2 separate regions of the Homo sapiens genome follow, and region 2 is linked to region 1. Evidence: chromatin loops called from intact Hi-C (ENCODE). Cell type or tissue: heart right ventricle. All regions are shown on one strand. Links, peaks and the distances in the headings refer to the core of each region. The heading gives the core; the rest is flanking DNA.

What was found. A loop is a pair of places that touch in the nucleus more often than their neighbours do. Peaks named below come from ENCODE experiments on the same cell type or tissue, not always from the same donor. Only the 100,000 strongest peaks of a DNase experiment are listed, where the experiment ranks them.
Region 2: a loop joins it to region 1, with 2.0 times the contacts of the local background. A loop is called at or near these places in 7 of 110 quality-filtered maps.

The regions. Positions count from the first base shown.
Region 1 is chr11:122,169,492-122,179,941 of GRCh38, reverse strand. All of the region lies in intron 3 of MIR100HG (mir-100-let-7a-2-mir-125b-1 cluster host gene), which reads left to right. Among named protein-coding and RNA genes, the nearest start is that of MIR100, 22 kb to the right of the region's middle. In heart right ventricle, for the core only: no CTCF peak of the experiment used is centred there; no DNase peak of the experiment used is centred there.
Region 2 is chr11:122,111,041-122,121,490 of GRCh38, reverse strand. It overlaps BLID (BH3-like motif containing, cell death inducer), which reads left to right and starts at 5,276. Exons shown (of 1, transcript NM_001001786.3): 1 at 5,276-6,151. The coding sequence starts at 5,569. The coding sequence ends at 5,895. All of the region lies in intron 4 of MIR100HG (mir-100-let-7a-2-mir-125b-1 cluster host gene), which reads left to right. In heart right ventricle, for the core only: a CTCF peak has its summit at 5,702; a DNase peak (open chromatin) is centred at 5,711.

The DNA.
Region 1 (10,450 bases), core at 1,539-9,538:
TATTATTTACATTTTTCAGAGAAGGAAATAGAGGTACTGAAGACATGACAGCAGCTTGGCAGGGCAGTTAATCTCCTAAATTAATCAACAGATTAAAATTTCTCCCTTCAGATCCTTTAATGCCTATGACCAGAAAGCCTCATACCTTTTGACCTAAACAGGTAGACAGACATACCTGCTTTGCTTCACAGTAATTTGCAGTCTAGCTAGTTTTGGATCTACCCTAATAAACTGCCTCAGTGATTGGAAGTCAGAACACTGTTTGGACAGATTAAACATTGTTTGGTTGTTTTTATTAAAAGTGATGTACTGGGTGGCTAAAAGCACTTGTTTTGGAGTCAGACTGCTTGGGGTTAAATCCAAGTTCCAACCTGTATCAGCTGTGTGGGCTTTGGTGAATTACTTAACCTCTCTCAGCCTCCTTTTTCTTACATGTGAAATGGGAACAATAATTGCAAATTCATGGAATTATTGTTGTGAGCCTTAATTGAATTAATCCCTATAAAGCTCTAAGCACAGCGCCCAGCACACTGTAAGCCTTCAGTAAATGTTAGCTGTCAGCGTATAGTGGTTCAAAAGGTGGTTACCTGGCCATTTTTCCTGAGGTTCATTTAGGTTGATTTGTTTCATGAAATTATACATCTGGCCCAGTCAAGACCAGATATCTTAGTGGTCTTAACAGATAATTGGTGGGTAGACAGAACTTGTACTAGTGCTTCCTCTGCTTTAGAGCGCTGTGATAATTATAACGTCTCATTCCTCTCTCTAAAACACAAAGTGGCAATGTTGTTTCTCCTGAGTAATTTGCAGCATAGACAAAGGGCCCCATTCAGTACTGCCCATGGTATTCAACCTAGCACTTTTGGAAGGGTAGCACACAAAAAGGCAAAGACAACGTGGGTTTTCTTAAAGTTCAAGGAGAAAGTAAGGTGCAGAAGAAGTAGTACTGATCTGTGTAGTTGTGAACTGGCTGTCGTTAGAACACATAGGACTCAGTCCCACATCTGCTTCTCACTTCCTGGGTAAGCTGGGCAACACATTCTGCTTCTCTGTACGTTTGTTTCTCCAATTATAAACGGGAATGATAATACCTGCAGGATGGCCAACTTGTCCCTTATTTGCCTTGGCCACTCCCATGGCAAGTGCTATGTCCCAAAAGCCTCTCAGTCCTGGGGAAAACTAGGATAGTTGGTCACCCTAAATACCTGCCTCTCTTTTCTTACTGTGTTCACCATACGGGCAGCAGAATAAAAGTGCTTTGACATTTCATGAACCGAAGAATATAATAATCAGCTCAATTCTGAACACCCAAGTTCCAAAAATAGTGCTTTGGGGTATTGGAAGAAAAACATAGCAATATGGTATATTATAGTACATTAGTTCTTAAGTAAGAATAATGCACCTTAATTCTTGGTGCCTCATTCTTGGTGCTTAGAAATATGTAACTGGAATCATGGTTTATATCATCCTTACGTGTTTACATACATGTAATTGAAAGTACACAGGAGTATTTATAGAGAACATTTAAGAAAAGTACTTTCAGGTGGTCATGACGATAATTTGCATTGGAAAAACCTCATTTGGATCATCTTAACTTCTTGAAAAGTTCTGTTTTGTACCCAAGGCATATTTTGGATGTGATTGCCATTTACAACAAATTGATTGATTGGTTTTAGAAAACCTCAAAGGAAGACAAGAGTCTGAGGAAGGTGTCATAATTGATCATCTACTTGGTATCAAAAAATAAGTACTCATTAAAGAATAATAGTACATTGCCAGTAATTAATATGAAGCAGCATTGGTGTTCCAGAGATATGCAAAAATATTAACCAATGTGCATACTCAGGAATTAGAGTAGTTTCCACAAAATGATTCATTTAGTTTGCTTTCACGTCATACAGAGATTGCACTTCAGTGGAACTTCAAAATGTATAAGCATGTGTTTGCTTGAAAAGTCAAAAGTTTGTTGATTGACTTTTATTTCTGTTTCACCCAGAGGCATCTGACTAGAATCAAGCCAATGCACACCCTATAAATGCCAAAGTGAGGCTTCTCATAGACATACACAACAAAGATACGAAACACATATGCAGTATGTATTAGTAAGAGCATCAAAATTAGCAAATTTCATTCAATTCAATTGCTTATGTAAATACAGAGAAGTAAGATGTATTTAAACAATTAGCCTCATTTTTGCTGATTTTGTGCTTGGCTTTTGAAATGGGACATGCAAACCTCTGTTAAGGGAGATTAAGGGAATTGAAGACCCTGAACTTGTCCCACACTCTTTCTTCATCTACCCTAGAGGACCAACTGCAGGCCTGGATACATGGTACTCAGTAAAGCCTTGTTAACTTACATTGAATGTTCTTTGTATTAATAATTCGAAATAACATAATGAAACCAAAGTGAGAAGGGCATGGCCTAGCATTCCACATTCAACTTTTCCCCAAGGAATGAACTACTTTACCTCTCAGGCAGAAGCAAAGAACTCATTCAAAAGCAGAGCTGAAGGCTGTTGGAGTTATTGTTGTTTATATTTCTCTGGACAGAGGAGTAATTATGTTGGCTTCAAAGGCCTTTTCTTCTACCTTCCATCCTGGCATGCTAGTGCTGGAAGAAGCCTCCATTCTGTTCCTGCATTTTACAGATGGAAACCCAGAGAAGGAAACTATTTGCCCAAGGTCACAGATGCAGACCTTCTCAGATATTTGTTAACCCTAATTTAATTTCCCCACATTTCACTGAATAGAACTGTAGGTGATTTTCTTGGCCTTGGCCCTTTTTTAGTTTCGGAAATACCCTCCTTCCTAGATGCTTCCCACCATCCAGTGTTGTCCCTATCCCACCACTTCTTAGACAACTCTCCTTCCTTCCAATGCTTTCAAATGGCATTTTCTTTGCTGTCATCTAGCACACCTGTACATTCATTCCAAGGTTTCAAGACAAGGGAATCTTCTCATTGATCCAAAGTGCTTTATTTGATATAGTGATGCATCACTCCGGGCTTCTACCAATTTCTCTGAGGCTTCAGTAATGTGAGTCAAGGTTTTGCTTTATGGTTAATTTAGCTGGTGATGAGAGCAAGCTGAAACTTGTGAGAAGAGACATAAACTGCAACAAACCGAGGTCAGAGCTGGAACAGAACCTCCAAGAAGACAGATTGCCTGTGGCTCTGAGAGCATCATTCCCTCGACAATAGTGATGCAGACAGAAAGTAGAAAAATGACAGTCTCTGTTGAGGGGCAGATGAGGGCACAAAGGTTTTTCAAGACTCAGTCCCACAGAGAGGAAATCTGCTTGAATTTATTCAGGCCTCTTCCTTTTAAATCCTGATTACCCTTGGCTCTGCTAGGTGCCGAAATTTATGCATCAGCAACAGGTGATTCTTATGTAAGAATGGAATCTCGGGCGTGATAAATTTGGTCTTGAGAAATCTCAGCTCAGTGGCTGCAGATGGCGGTGTCATGATGGCAGAGTTAGAGAGCGGTGACCTGCTGGGCTGTGGGCTGTCTGTAAAATGGCTACTCTGTTCAGAACTGTCTGAGCCAATTCTCCGAGCCTCAAGGTCATGACCAAGAGGCACAGCCCAACTGTAAAGTTGACATTCATTCTAGCAACGTTCTTCCTTCTCCCTTGCACACTGCATCTGGCTCACTCAAGGGTCCCTCAAGAATTGGGTTGTAACCTGTGTTCTTTGTGAATACCTTTATCATTGGGGATCTCTGTCCATCATGACTAGTCCTATTAAGGGTCAATTCTATGCTTGTAAAGAGTTGCTTACACTAGAGGATTTGCACCAACTGGGTTGGGTTGGCCAAGGAGACATTTCTGTGCACTCATCCCGGTCAGGTTCTATCTGTGATCTAGGTCCCTTTTTAGTGGCAACTTTTAGTTCGCAGTTTCTTAGCCTTGGTTTTGAAGAGTTTTGAAATCCCTGAAAAGTACACATGCACACAATTATGAACATATATGCCTCTCTCTAAGGAGAGGGTCTACCACTTTTATAAAATTGTTATAGGAGTCTGAGACCCAATGAATAATAAGAGTCACTACTGTAGATGGAGAAAATATTCTGAAGCAACCCTTGTTTCCTTACAACTAGATTTCCCACTTTGAATTTTGGATTGAAACTGATCAGAGGTAAGCAACACAAGGCAAGCTTGGGTCCTGGCTTAGACCCTGCCTCTACCTTTCCTGAGTATGTGAGCTTAGACATGCCACTTCTCTATGTCTCACATCCTTATTTAGAAAATTGATTAAAATGGGGAAAATATTACCCACCTCATTATGCCATTGAGAATTAAATGAGAATATATGTAAATCGTGCAATGCACCGGGCATTTGAGAAGTATTCAAAAACCAGTAGCTAATAGTGGTGGGAGCCCCATGGAACTCATGTCCCCAGAGCATGTGGACTGATGGCCAGTGCCGTGTGTCTTCTTCCCTTCTGCATTTTTAACTTTTTCCTGCCTTTGTCTATTCACTGAGTCATTATGAGATTCCTCATAAGTATCAACATATTTTAACCACAACTCTTTTAAAGTGTTTTTACAGATTTAGGGGGTATAAGTGCAAATTTCTTACATGCATCTATTGCACAGTGGTAAAGTCTGGGCTTTTGGTGAACCCATCACCCAAATAGTGAACATTGTACTTAACAGGGAATTTTTCAACCGTCACTCTTCTCCCACTCTCCCACCTTTTGGAGTCTCCAATGTCTATTTTTCCACTCTGTATGTCTGTGTGTGCCCATTGCTTAGCTCCCACTTATAAATGAGAATATGTGGTATTTGACTTTCTAGTTCGAGGTTATTTCCCTTAGGACAATGGCATTCGGTTCCATCCATGTTGCTGCAAAAGACATGATTTCATTTTTTTTTTTAAGACTGAGCAGTAATATATGATTTAATCACCACTTTGAGAATATGTTATCTCATATTCTGAGATGCCATATTCTCATCTTTAAGCCTACTTCCTATGGGCAAATAATAATTCGTGTTAGACTCCCAGCACCCTATTAACAAGTGTTACTTTTCTTTGAAATGAACATGTTTTAATAATTTTTAAAATTTATTAATGATATGTAATGTGTATTTTAGCTACAGACATTTTTCCTACCTTACTTGTCTTTCTCTTCTCCATTCTTATTCTTATTCCTCATTCTTCTCTCCAAAGACCCCTGCAAACATGACTTACCTTGGAAACTATAAGAAAGGATGGCCTTATGTGAGGACACTCATCATCCTGGCGTTAATGTGCTTCTCTTCTATTTGGCATTTGAGTCCAACACTACCTGATCTCAGTCCTTCTTTTTAGAATCAATATTTCCATAGCAAGTGTAGCATCATCTTAAATGGGGAATCCCACTTTTTTTTTTTAAAGCTAGAGATGGCAGTTTGGTGGGATTGGCCAAAAATAATTTGAAGAAAGAATGCACTAAGGGTGAAAATGTTATGTTTATAAAAATATTATGAAAGCTAAATGTGATGCACTTGAAAAATGTGGCAGGATATTTCACTGTATATTCATGAAATCTGTATCTAAACTATATCAATAAATACTATTCAAGAGAATATAAAAATTTCTTCCATGTATGCATTTCTGTTCATCTAGCTCATTGCTTAACCACAGAAGGTTATAATAATAATAATAAAAACAAACAAAATAAATGTTTGTTAGATGGATATTTATATTACAATGTAAATAACTTATTATTTATATTTTATTTATGTTATGCCCATAAGGAAAATACAATAGTCCTCTGTGTAACGTGTTGATGAACATAATATTTTGGAAGCTCAGTTAACTGAAAAACCACTAAAAGAAAGTGCCTTCTATGTTTGTTTTCTATGACAAATAGAAATTTTACAGACTATGGATGTAAGACTTTTGAGTGAACCTTTGTGAGTGTGTGAATTGCCATTTAGTTTCTTAGCAGTTTTCTCATTACATTCGTTCAGATAGAACAATTCTTTAGGAGGCCACAGCAGTCTTGTGGATGTGCACCCTTCCCTCTTTATCTCAATCTTGGATTTCATAAAAGAAATAACAAGCAAAATTAGAATGGTATGGGCCTGCCTGACTCAGGGGCGTCCAACCAAGTAAGGGCAACAGCATGTGCTGCAAGAAGTTTCAAGAGCCTGTTGTCCCAGTGGGAGGACTCGCCTGAGAAGTTAGGGTGGAAGGATAGCAGCGTGGCTGGGATATAGCTCCCTACAGCAGCCAAATTCTTCATGAGGTGTCACTGAGCCTTGGGCATTGGGGCATTCAGAAGCAAGTGGGCATGTGCAAGGACCATAGAAACAGGAAGGTCACAAGAGCAAAAGAGAATGAAACAAAGAATTTATCTCCCAAAGGAACAGTGCCGTTTTTCTTTCCTGTATTGCTCTAAGAGTCCTGTATTCACCTTCGGTTACTCAATACTGTATTTCAGGTGTGTTCCTCGTATCCTTGCTTATACTGCTCATTAACCCTCCTTGTTTTACAAAAACATTTAAGCAAACGCAACCTTGGTTCTTACCTGGTATTTCTGTTAGGGAATGAGAAAAAGTAATCCATATTTATTAGACATCTATAGGTGCCAGGTGACTTTATGTACTCTCCAACTCAACATGTCTTAGATGGAAAAAACTGATTATGAGGAAGTTAAGCAACTTATCCAGAGCTTCCACCTAGGTGGTAGGACTGTTTGCAGCCCTTGGCTGTCTGCCTCTGTATTTCTACATGGTAACTCCTTAGGACCAAAAGAAAATTCTGAGAACCTGGATAAAAGGACATGCTTGGTGATAAGAAATATTCTGTTTGAAGATTTATTTTCTTGCTTCCATGCACTCCTTTTGTATACAGGCCAATACAGGGGGACACTCATTTTTTCTCCACATATGTAAGCTTGAGTCTTCCCCCATCTTTCCTGCTAATGCAAATACAAAGGTCCTATGTTAGAGATCAGGGTCCATGACTTCACTTCTGGTATAGGGCAGGCCAGTATGGTTATGGGAGGTAAAAATCTGGAACAGAGACGATTTGTCAGAGCCAGATCAAAGGGTTGTGTATGGCCAAATACTGGAACTCCTTGGTTTTCCTTTTATTCATCTTGATGTTTAAAGTAGTTGCACTTGAGCTTGAGTTTATTCTAAAACAATGTTGTAACTCACTTCTGGGTTCCTTTTTCAAGTAGTTTATTTAGTGTTTAAATTCCTGTGCTTCTACCTTGAAAATTTCCCAGATGCCTTTCCTCCTCATCCTCTATCCCTGCTACTCTTTCCCACTGAGATTGAATCCCTGGTGAAAAATACTACACTGACTGCCAAGTGCAAGGCAACAGATATCTCTGTGAAAACTAAGTTAAACAAAATCTGACCACTTCTAACAACTTGCTGAAACATACTGAAACATCTCGTGTGTTAGTACCAAGGTCAGGGAGCCCAGACTACACTTGAGCACAGGCATTTGAATCTGTCAAATGAGTCAATCAAATGGGAATGTTGGGTTTTTTTGGCTGATGCATGTCAATATTGCTAATGCATAAAATATATCTGTTTGCTATATCACAATTTGCCGTCACACTAAGCCATAAGTTTAAGGAGTGACTGATGTACTGAGCACATTTGTCTTTATAAGAAGTTCTGCTATAAAGACACATGCACACATATGTTTATTGCGGCACTATTCACAATAGCAAAGACTTGGAACCAACCCAAATGTCCAAAAATGGTAGACTGGATTAAGAAAATATGGCACATATACACCATAGAATACTATGCAGCCATAAAAAATGATGAGTTCATGTCCTTTGTAGGGACATGGATGAAATTGGAAATCATCATTCTCAGTAAACTATCGTAAGAACAAAAAACCAAACACTGCATGTTCTCACTCATAGGTGGGAATTGAAGAATGAGAACACGTGGACACAGGAAGGGGAACATCACACTCTGGGGGCTGTTGTGGGGTGGGGGGAGAGGGGAGGGATAGCATTGGGAGATATACCTAATGCGAAATGACGAGTTAATGCGTGCAGCACACCAGCATGGCACATGTATACATATGTAACTAACCTGCACATTATGCACATGTACCCTAAAACTTAAAGTATAATAATAATAAAATAAAAAAAAGAAGTTCCTTGTTGCAGAGGCAGATGAATTTTGTTGAAGAATTTTTAGTCTCCTCTTTCCTCCTTTCCTCATCTCTCCCTGCTCACCTGCCTCCTTTGTGCTTCCTCAACACTTCTACAAGAGAAGTACTTTCTCTTTTCTTTTTTTTTTATTTGAGACGGGATCTTGTTCTTTGCCAGGCTGGAGTGCAATGGCACTATCTCAGCTCACTGCAACCTCTACCTTTCTGGTTCAAGCGATTCCCCTGCCTCAGCCTCCCAAGTAGCTGGGACTACAGGCGTAGGCCCCCACGCACAGCTAATTTTTTATATTTTAGTAGAGATGGGGTTTCACCATGTTGGCCAGGATGGTCTCGATCTGCTGACCTCATGATCCACCTGTTCAGCCTCCCAAAGGGCTGAGATTACAGCCTTGAGGCACCGCACCTGGCTGAGATGTACTTTCTCATTGCCCATGGACAATGCTAGCACACATGCAATTATTTGTGTATCATCCACCTTCCTCGCTAGAGTGGAAATTCCATGCAGACCTGTTTTCTCACTCATATATAATTCATCTGCAAGTCACTGGTGCCAAGCACAATGGTTGGCACAAACTAGTCATTCAGTAGATACTTGTTGAATGAATGCAGGATACAATGAATGGAAGAAGCACACTAGTTTATTTTGCTTCATGTTTGGCTTTGCTGAAACATTTGGATTTTTTTAGTATTATTCACTCATACTGCTTCTCTCTCTTCCTCAGTCAATATTTACTGGGTGTCTTTAGTGTGTCAGGCACTGGACTAAGTGCCAGGATGAGTGAGATGTGGTCCCTTCTCCCATGGAAGGTCCAGAGTGGGCTGCAAGTATCATGTTGGTTCTGAGTCAGTCAGCCATGCTTGGTGAATCACAAACCACTGTGGGTGGAGCCTTGAAGTGGCTCTTTGTGGGAGGATGCAGAGGAGGAAGATATTTTCCTCATTCATGAGGCTCTCACAGTCCATAGGCTAGTGAACAAATAAGTACATGAAATGCATAATATATGCCTAGCAAAAAGAAACAGTGGAGTATAGTACAAATGACTTGGGATACTTTTAGAGATAAAACAATGAGATTTTCTACCTGATGTGAAATCTCCCTGACTTGTTCAGCTAATATGTAATTTATTTAACAACTATTTTTTGTGTACTTCTGTATGCCCGAAAGTATGCCAGGGATGGGCACATGGCAGTGAACAAGAAATGTGTGAGACTGCGTCTAAGGAAGGTGCAGGCCAAGATGTCTAACTCAGAGGTGAAAATGAGAGTGAGTATGAGTGGGAGACATGAGAGTGAGAGAGTAATATGGAAGGAGAGGGACAGTAAGAAAGTCGGAAACCACATCTAAAGGCTCTTAGTACTCTATTTTTTAGGCCCAAAGAATTCTGAAGATGGTGGCTGTCACTTAAGGAATTTTAACTCTCTCCCTTAGAAACTTTTTCAAGGAAAAGCTTGGTATTGTTGAGGTGACAGAACCTGAGTGTCTTAGCCTCTTTGTGCTGCTATGACAGAATACCACAGACTGGGTAGTTTGTAAAAAATTGAAATTTATTTTTCCTATTTCTGGAGGCTGGGAGGTCCAAGATCAAGGTGCTGGTGGGTTCTGTTGTCTGGTGAAGGCTACATCCTCCAGAGGGGTACAGCCTCCTCTGTGTCCCCACATGGCAGAATGATGCGTGAAGTCTCTTTTATAAGGGCCTTAACCCCATTCATGAGAGAGGACCCTTCATGGTCTAACCACCTCTTAAAGGCCCTACCTCTTAATACTACCATATTGGCAACACCTGAATTTTGGAGAGGACACATTCAAACCATAGCGGTGAGTTTACTAGAATTATGACAAATGTTTAAATAGCATCAGCAATCTAGGTTATTGGTAGACTAGCTTATTTCCAGATGTCTTGTTTAACCGTGACCTAAGATTTCCAGTGAATTTTAGAGTTTAGCCCCACCGTCTCTACTATCCATACTCTATTAACCTTTTTTTTAAAGTCTGTTCCCACTTTTAAAATAGCTAGAAGCATCCAATCTTGTGTTCATTTAGTGCATATTTGGTACTTGCTGTGTGTTAGACAGGGTTCTAGACCCTAGTAATTCATTAGCCCAAAATCACTACCCTGTGTTAGCATCAATAATTTTGGCCTTCCCTTATAAGATACATTTCAATGTGTCTCTGAGTCTTTAGACTCCAGCTTTTGATAAAAGGACTTATAATAAGGTTTGTGATTTGCTTTTAATTTCTAAAAGAATATGGAGCACAGTTGAATAACATAGAAACTCTAGAATTAAAACAATTTGAGATTTTCAAGGG
Region 2 (10,450 bases), core at 1,300-9,299, 58 kb after region 1:
GTAGTCATTTCTCATTGTGACTTTAATTTTCATTTCCCTGATGGCTAATGATTTTGAGGATCTTTTTATGTATGTATTGACCATTTGTAGATCTTCTTCTGTGAAGTGTTTGTCTGAATCTTTTTCTTTTTTAGTATGCTATTTATCTTATTATTGAGTTTTAAGAGACCTTTATATATACAAAATATGTCTGTCATATTGTATGTATTACAAATATTTTCTCTCAATTCCTGTTGTGTATTTTTTCTTAGTAGTGACTTTCAAAGGGCAAAAGTTTTAAATTTTCAGCAAGTCCAATTTACCATTTTTTTCTTATAGTTCTTTGTTTTGGTATCTTATCTTTGTTATCTTTGCCTATCCTCAAAGTTGTGAAGATTTTCTTCTATGTTTTTCTCTAAAGGATTTAGAACTTTAGCTTTTACATCAATGTTCATTATTAACTTGAGTTAATTTTTGTGTATGGTATCAGGTAAGGATCAGGATTAATTCTTTTCTATATAGTCATTTAATTGTTCTAACACCATTTGTTGAAATGACTTCCCTCCACCCCCATTGAGTTTCCTTGGCATTTTTGTCCAAAAAAAAAAATCCATTGACCACGTAAGTGTGGGTCTATTTTCGACTCTTTTCTGTTCCATTGATCTGCTTGTCTATTCTCTCTTTAACACCACGCTGTCTTTGTTATTGTGCCTATATAGTGAATCTTGCAATAAAGTAGTATAAATCCTCCATTCTTTTTGAATTACTTTGAAAATTCTGGAAACTGTGTTTCCATGCAAATTTTAGAATTAACTTGTCCATTTCTTCAACAACAGCAAAAATATATGCTGAAATTTTGATTGGGATTGCTTTGAATTTATGGCCCAATGTGAGAAGAATTAACATCTTAATAATACTGGAGTCTTTCAGTCTATGAGCCTGGTATATCTCTGCATTTCTTCAGACCTTTTAAAACTTCCCCCAGCAACAGTTTGACATTTTCACTGCAAAGGTCTTATACATTTTATTAGTTCCTTAGGGCTATTGTAACAAATTACTACAATATGGGTTGTTTAAAAACAACAGAAATTTATTCCTTAGTTTAAGAAGCCAAAAGTCCGAAATCAAAGTGTGGGCTGGGCTGATTCTTTCTGGAAGCTCTGAGGGAGAATCTATTCCGTGCCTCTCTCCTAACTTCGGGTGTTGTCAGCAATCCTTGACATTCCTCAGCTTGTAGGCACATCACTACAATCTTTGCCTCTCGCTTCACATGCTCACATGATCTTCTTCTTCTGCGTTTCAGTGTCTCCTTTTCTGTCTCCTATACGAACAGTGTCATTAGATTTAGGGCCCATCCTTATTCAAGATAAGACCTTTACCTTAATTACATGTGCAAAAACATTTTATTCCCAAAAAAAGATCACATTCTAAGTTCCAGGTAGACATATCTTTTGGGGGACCCAATGCAACTCACTACATTAATATTTTTGAAAATTTATTTCTGAGTGTTTTATGTTTTTTAATAAGTGGATTTTTAAATTTTATTTCCCTTTATTTGCTGTTAGTATTTAAAAATATAATTGACTTGTGTGTATTAATCCTGTATTTTGGTATTTTACTAAATGCAGTTAGTAGCTCTAGTCATTGTTATGTAGATTCCCTTAAGATGTTCTGGTTACATGAACAATTATGCTGCTTACAAATAGAGGCAGTTTTACTTCTTTTTCTATTTATGCTTTTCTCTTTTTTTTTTTTTTTTTTTTTTGCTTCGTTACAATGACTAAGATAGCCAGAGCAATGCTGAATAGAAGTGGTAAGAGCAGGTGTCTTTGCTTGGTTCTCAATCTTAGGGGAAAATTATATTATAGTTCACCATTAAGTATGAAGATAACAATATATTTTTTTGTAGAATGTTCTTTATCAGATTGAGAAAATTCCTCTCTGTTCCTGATACGCTGAGAGGTGGGTTTTTTATTTATAAATCATCAATAGATGTTGAATTTTATCAAAGTTTTTCTTCATGTATTGAAATAATGATATACGTTTTCTCATTTATTTTATTGATAATATCAAGTATGTTGATTGATTTTTGAATATCAAACCAAAATTACATTCCTGGAATAAACCCTAGTTGGTCAGGCTGTATTTCTTTTTTCTTTTTTATTTTTTATTGAGACAGAGTCTTGATCTGTCGCCCAGGCTGGAGTGCAGTGGTGTGATCTCAGCTCACTGCAACCTCTGCTTCCCGGGTTCAAGCAATTCTACTGCCTCAGCCTCCCGAGTAGCTGGGACTACAGGCATGCGCCACCATGCCCGGCTAATTTTTGTATTTTTAGTAGAGATGGGGTTTCACCATGTTGGCCAGGCTGGTCTCGAACTCCTGAGCTTGTGATCTGCCCACCCTGGCCTCCCAAAGTGCTGGGATTACAGGCGTGAGCCACTGCACCCGGCCAGGATGTATTTTTTGTATGTTGTTAGATTTGATTAAAATCTTGTTAAGGATTTTTGCCTCTATGCTTATGCAGAATATTGGTTTATAATTGTTATGTAACTTTTTTGCCTGATTTGATAAAAAAAAAATAAGTTGTCAAGAATTCCCTGTTCCTCTATTTTTTGAAGAATTTTATAAGACTAGTGTCATTTTGTACTTGAATATTTTGATTCAAATCACCAGTGATACCATTTGAAGCTAAAATTTTCTGTGTGGAAAGGTCTAGATAATGAATTGAATTACCCTAATAAATATAGTGCTATTTAGGTTTTCTGTTATATCTGTGTCAGTTTTAGTAGGTTGTATTTTTCAGTGAATTTGTCCATTTTATCTAAGTTACTAACCTAGTTATTTTTGTATATCTAGCCTAGATATTTTCTCCTCTGTGAAACCTTCCCTGACACTACCAACAAAAGTGATTTCTTGTCCTTCGAGTTACTTCTTTACTCAGTATCATTTGTTCTCTCCATCTTCTGTTGAAGTTTGTTCACATGTCTCTTCCTGTACTAAATTAAGGGCCTAGGCTGGGCGTGGTGGCTCACACTTGTAATCCTTGCACTTTGGGAGGCCGTGGCAGGTGGATCACCTGAGATCAGGAGTTCAAGACCAGCCTGGCCAACATGGTAAAACCTTGTCTCTACTAAAAATACACAAATTAGCTGGGCATGGTGGCGGGTGCCTGTAATCCCAGCTACTCAGGAGGCTGAGGCAGGAGAATCACTTGAACCCGGGAAGCAGAGGTTGCAGTGAGCTGAGGTTGCGCCACTGACCTCCAGCCTGGGTAACAAGAGCAAGACTCTTGTATAAAAAACAAAACAAAACAAAACAAAACAAACAAAAAAAACCAGAAGAAGAAAAAAAAAAGAAAAAGAAAAAAAATTAAGGGCCCTGGAGTTCAATAATTGCATCTTATACATCTTTGGGTCTTTGCCACCTTGTATGGTGCCTGGTATATAATTAGATCACCCCTTCTCCCAAATGTTTAAATAACCAAATTATTCCACTTAACCTTGTCTAATGTATAGTGACCCAGCATGTTTCTAGCTTTCTCAGTAGATTATGAGTCTCTTTTATAAAAATGGTATGCATTATTTATTCTTCATATTCCATGTCTCACATTATAATAAATTTTAAAAACTGTTAAATTGAATAGATTTGCCACAAAGTACAGAAAATTAGTATTCTATAAACTCAAAGAGAAGAGGCCAAATAGAAATCTGGAAAGCATTCATCAATAAAGAGAGGAAAAAAACATTGCAAAGTTCTTACTATATACCAGATCTTGTGATAATTTATATTCCTTCCCTCATTAATCCCCCAAATAATTGAGCAAAGAAGATATTATGGTCCCCATTTTACAAATAAAGAATCTGATGTTCAGTAAGGTTAAGTACTCTGCCCAAGTTCAGAGTTATTAAGCAGCGGACTTTGGTTTGAAATCTATATTGAATGATCCCATTATCCACATCCTTACTTTTATGCATTCAGTTTTCCACAAGACACTTGATGGAATTTCTTATACTACCTATAAATTTTGCTAGAGTAGAACATTCTGTGTTCCCCCTAATTGAATGTTACAGGCCCCTCTGTAAATTTAGGAAAGTTCCAAAGTGTTCCCTGGATACTTGTTCTGCCTCTAGCATGAAATGTACAAAAGTAGCAGAGAAGATCCAAACCAGACTTTGCTCTCAGAGTAGGCTGCATAACTCCCTCTTGTCTTCTCCACTGGTCTACATCAGTCTTTTGTCTACAACCCTGACTTTTTTAAAAATGGTATTGGATGCTACCATTATGGTTATGGTTAACTGGGGGCATCATTGGTGCCTGAGTTTCTACTCAAATAACATAAGGGAAATCAAGAGACCAAGGCCATGATGACTCAAGCAGTCTCCATGGCTTGGTGGTAAAGGAGTGAATCCTTCCTTACAGCTGATCTTGCCTTTGTATATGTCACATATTGGTCCTGATTAGAAAGGTCTATAGGCTAATTTGTGCAAGACACATTCCTTCTCATTATACCATGATACAGGCCATGTGAAACACCAGATTCAATCTTATAGCCTCTCTGCTGCTGCTAAGTAAGAAACTTCTACTTTTAGTGTCTTTTCTCTCTCAACACAAAAATACTCTGTAAGTCACCCAGATCTGGGTTGCCCATGATTACCAGGCTTTTCCCAATTAGAAATATGACTCATGTTCCATTTTACCAATACATCTCAGGCACAGAACTAGCAAGGAAAGACAAAATTAAAATGTTTCTGTAATTCCAGCCCATCAATTGAAACAAGATGTTTCTGAACTTTTCCCAATGTGAAGAACAAAAAGTAATAGCATTTTGTTTATTTATTTGTGTACAACACTGTGGTCAGGAACTTGTTGCTTCCCCAGGGAAATTGCTTGCAAGCATCACTGAGAAGAGGACTTAACAATTCACACTGATCATTCCCTGTGGTCTGCCATGGCGAGGGTGATACTTTCATGTTTTATAAGCACCAGACAAGAGAGCTGGATCAATTTTCTCTCTCGATATTCTAGTCTCTGTTGAAACGACTCCCTCAGACATCAGCAGCTCCGGGTTCTTTCTAAAAAATAAAGTAAGTACTCTTAGGTCTGTTCACAGTAAGGGACAAGAAGTCCAAAACATATCCCTGCCTTTTACAATTCAGAAATCAACGTGGAGATCTTTCCTACTTTTAGGCAGTACATACAGCTTCGCTGAGGTCTGTGTGTCAAACTTACTGAGAGGAGGACATCGTGGAGACTTATCGTTAATTAGCAATGCTTATGCATGCAAACCTTGGTCAGATGATGTTGTGTTTGGAGAAAAGAGAGAAGAGAATTGAATAAGTACATGACCCCTTGGAAGCTGTTTTCAGTTGAGGATTTTGGTGAGTAGCCACTTGAAATCAAGGGAAATTCCATGAATAGCAGGAGCTGGGAAGAAAGGAAGAGGAGGAAGGATCCCACCACTTTTTTCTTCCCATCTAACACCGTGCTTATGCAAAGCATAGTCCATATGAGATCTGCCTTATAAAAACTTGCTGAATAAAGCGAATGGAAGTTAAATTTTGGACTTTCTTCCATAATAGCTTCAAATTATGGTGACTTTGTTGCCTATAGAGGGCCAGGAAATACATTTCTTTGAGATCCTAGAATCTGAGTGTGTGCTCTACACAGGATGGATAGAGCGAGCCTCTGGCAGTTCCATTTATCCAGAGGCAAAAGCACGCCTGCCACTGGAGGCGCTCTTGGGTTCCAACAAAGAACCTATGTTGCCTAAGGAAACAGTGCTTTCTCTTAAAAGGTACAATCTTGGCTCCTCTGCCATGAAGCGGAATGTTCCTGGACATGTGCTTCAGAGACCTTCCTATTTAACCAGGATACAAGTTACATTGTTATGCAATTCCTCTGCTGAGGCCCTGTAAAAGGAGTGAGTTAGGACAGATGCAGCAAGATATTAGGACAGATTTCGCCCATTATTCAGGCTGCACAACACAGAAGGAAACTTGATTTCAATAAGACCCAATTCTTAACAGTCTTTTCTACCCACTTTTACCCATAACTTTTCCAAATTTGGTTCAAATTGTGCAGAGAAACAATAAAATTTTTAAAAAGGATAAACTGGCTAGTTAAAAGTAAATGGCATTTAATTAAAACAAATCTTGCAAATTCATGAAAAAACAAAAAGCTATGTGATGGTAAACCTTAGGGCAGCGTACAGTGCCACTGTCCTTTGCAGTTTTGAGTGTATTTCATTTGTACATTGGAAGTAGGTACTTGTCATATTATTAACAATTACTCTACTTAGTTGTACACTCAGCATTTGGCATCAGAATAATCTTGTGTAGTCACAGGGTTTTCATTTTCTTTCTGTATTTTTTAAGCATGTTTCTGAGTGGTGGTTCACATAAGCTTTCAATTTTAAATAACACAATCCATTTATTTCACTAGGCGTCTTTATTTGCTTAAAGTGAAGAATCAGAGATTGTCATTGTGTTGTAAATAAGTCTAACCTTTCTTTCCCTTTACAAAAAAAAAAACCTGTGGAACTGAAAGAAATAGAAATTCCAGTAATCTTTTATGAACTCTGTTATTAGAGTGAGTAGAACTAAATCTGTGGGGAAAAAAGGAAAAGGAAATGGAAAAGGTGTTTCAGAGCTTTTACTTTAAGCTATTCTAGTGTCCCCTTCTCTGCTTTCTTTCCACTACCCTGACCCATACCTACCCACAGTGAGAACTGAGCCCGCAGGGCAGCTCAGAAGCTGGGAGGAGAGAAAGAGTGAGAATCTGAGTTATTTTTCCTCAGTGATCTTAAAAGCTCCAGGCAGAAAAGACCCTGCCTATAGAACCTCCCTTTTGCATTTCTCAATTGCATCGGAGAAACTCCTAAATTGCATCAGTGATCCTGAAGCTGTTAAAGTAAAGAATTTTCTGTAGAAGAAAGAAAAGAGAAAGAGAAAGAAAAGGCAAAAACTTAATCATGCCTGGGATCTTTTGAGGTAGAAAAAACTGACAAGAAACAAACTTTCCTTATATTCTAGTGTGTTGGAAAACAGTGGAAGGACTGTTTGCCAAATTGTCTTAGCGGTTCTCAAAGATGGCTGGCCAAATCATAAGAGAATACGCTTAGGTTCGTGTAGTTCTGAGTCCAGCATTGTGGGTGAAGCACAGGTTTCAGCGTAAAGAAATCTGCTGTCTAGAAACCATGGGAAGTATGTCATCCTCTCTTTTCTTTACCATATAGAGATCCTTCATGGATATGCTGTTGTTTGAAGAAAATTTTGTTTAGGAAGTAAGAAAAATATAATTAACATTGCCCTAAAGAAGCAAAGCTCTTTATTTTCATTTTCACTTCCTTTTGCTTTTGCATTGAAGAGTTAAGACAACATTTCAGCAGAGAAATGTGGAGAAGGGTAAAGAGAAATCAATAAAGTTATTCTGTGACTTTCCCCAGGAGGGAGCAGTGTTAATCGAGAATGGCTTGCTTGGCTATATATCAAGTCCGAGAACAGAGCAGCAGTTGATTGTGAAACAGATTTCCCAGCTAGACTGGAAGAGATATAAATACATACTTATCTATCATATACATATAGACATATATATACACACATACACATTATACATACACATACACATATATATAATTTTTATAAGAACAGTGTCTATGTGTGTGTATATACACTATTATAAACATTTAAATATAAATTATATGTATTATATATGTGTGTGCGTGTGTGTCTTTGTGTGATTTAAAAAGTAGATAAGAATAATTTCTTCAGATAATTGGTAACGCCAGACAAAACTCTTCGAATAATATTTCATATATATTGATCTGGGATCGTTTTACATTTTATAAGTTTCTCTCAAAAGTTTTTTGATGACTAGAGAAGGAAATTAATATGCAAGAGCCTCAAGTGACAGACAATGGAATGGAAACCGGATTTCTTGACCCAAGGCCAGCGAAAGCATCTTGACCGCAGGAAATCTTCTAAAGAGCCTCTATGGGTCATTCATGCAGTTACTTTTTCTAGCAATAAACATTACAGAAATTTTGAGCAGGTCTGATTGCAGCAGAGGTCATGAGACTGAAGCTGGCTCTGGGGCTGCCCAGTTTTATTGGGCTGTGGCACCATGCTCATTGGAAGCAGTGGTGATTTCTTTGTTGACAAATTCAGACAACATAATTGGGTGGGAAGTTGGCTTCGCCATCACAGTGTGGTCTTGAATGAGTTATCTATCTTTCCTGGGCTTCAGTTTTCCTTTCTATGAAATGGGATGAATAATTCTTGTCCCTTCACAACAACATGCTTTCTTGTTGCCCAAAAACCTTGTCAAATTTTCTTGGTTTCATCAAGCATCGGGAGATGTGTAGATAGCTAAATGGGAATCCCCTTTTCATGACCCAATCTGCTATGATGAATTTCACTGTGCTGAGACTCTTCACATCTCCCTTCTCCCATTGTGTATATTCAGACTCTATTTTTTCTTCAACATCAGCTAAGATGCTGTATTTATTTTCTAAATCCAAATTCCATCTAAATCGTAGCTGTTAAGAAAATATTCTTGTAAGAGAATGGAATCTAGACAGAGAGAGGAACTATGCAATTCTAGAATTTCCCTGGAGGGAACTTGAAAGTTCATCTAGTGTAATCCTCTCATTTTATAGTTGAGGCAGCTAAGGATCTGAGAGGTGAAATGTCTTGTCCAAGGTCACTGTGACAAAGCTAAGTGGAGAACCTATGTCTCTTAACTTGCAGTTCTATATTCCTTCCATTGGGTCGTGTGTCTTGGGACCACTATAACCAGAAATAGAAAATGAAGTCGAAGTAAGCAGACCAGACAAGGATATGTCAGCCTTTGGTTTTCCCCAGGGCCAGATTCCAACTCTGTGTGCATAACTCAGTGTCAGGACTTTAGCATCTTCATGAAGGATGGAAGATTCATACTGAACACTCTTTTTTACCCCTTCCTGTCCCATTAGACCCAGCCCAGAATCTAGATCTAATTGAGCTCTCACTTTTCCTTATTTTGGACATGGTTGTGCTTGCACTTCATCTTATAGCTCTTAAATTTTATCTTCACATTGACCCACTCATTTTATATTCCATATTTACTGAGAGCTTACTGTGTGCCAGTCATTCTATAATGGGCTAGAGATATAGGGAGATATATCTCTCCGTGTCTTAATTACAATCATAGTGCAACATGTCCTGTGCATGGTGTGCTTACAGTGCTGACGGGGTGCTGAGGAAGGGGAGACTGAGATCACTGAAAGCAGTCAAAAAATACTGAGTAGATCATGTGATAATTCTTCTGCTTTTATTCCCCTGCCCCCTTTATTATCAGGGCAGAGAAGTTCATTTTATGCATTGGTATTTTCTAGGTTAAGCGCTCCCTGTTTTTTTTTTTTTTTTGGTTGTTGTTGTTTTTGTTTTGTTTTGTTTTGTTTGAGACAGAATCTTGCTCTGTCTGCCAGGCTGGAGTGCAGTGGCACAATCTCGGCTCACTGTAACCTCCGCCTTCCAGGTTCAAGCGATTCTCCTGCCTCAGCCTCCCGAGTAGGTGGGATTATAGGCACCTGCCATCGCACCCAGCTAATTTTTGTATTTTTTAGTAGAGACGGGGTTTTGCCATGATGGCCAGGCTGGTCTCGAACTCCTGACCTCAGGTGATCCACCCGCCTTGGCCTCCCAAACACTCCCTGTTTTTAGCAGAAGAGAAATAACATGTCGAATTCTTCCCTCCCTTCCATGCCCACCGCCAGACTAGCTACTTCACCAGTTCTTCATGAATTTCCTTAACAAGGCTAATTTACCGGTACTTCAAATAATTCTTACTGCTCTGTGGAAAGCAAGGCACTGGGGCTCAGAGATATATGCATATGTCGAGTAATTGAAGTGAACATGCTGGTCATCAGTTATTTCCTCCTGTAGTTTGGTTCTCCAATCTGTTTTATCTGTTTCCTTTGTTTTTAAAAACGCATTAAGAGACAGACATGATGGTGCTCACCTGTAGTCCCAGCTACTTAGGAGACTGAGGCAGGAGGATCACTTGAGCCCAGGAGTTCGAGGCTGCAGTGAGCTGGGATCATGCCACTGCACTCAGACCTGGGCAGTGAGACCTCATCTCTAAAAGGAATAAAAATAACGTTAAAAGACATTGACAGGTAGACTCCTAACTATTTATTAGAAGCACCCAAATCACTGTTCACATTCTAAACAGAATCTAAACAACAACCAGATGTTCTTTTTATTTTCAAAGTATGTTTTTTCCTTTCTTACCTTGGAACTTTTCTTACTTTTCCATAAATTATAAGATGTGTATTTTGAGTAATTCAATTCATGACAGGAAAGGCAAATCATCAATTAAAGATTCCTTTTGTGAGTTCAATCTGTTGATTGGTCTGTGCTCCATAATGCTACAACCTAGATTATATTAAATTTCCAGAAGAGTGCAGAATAAACAATCATTTGTAAATCA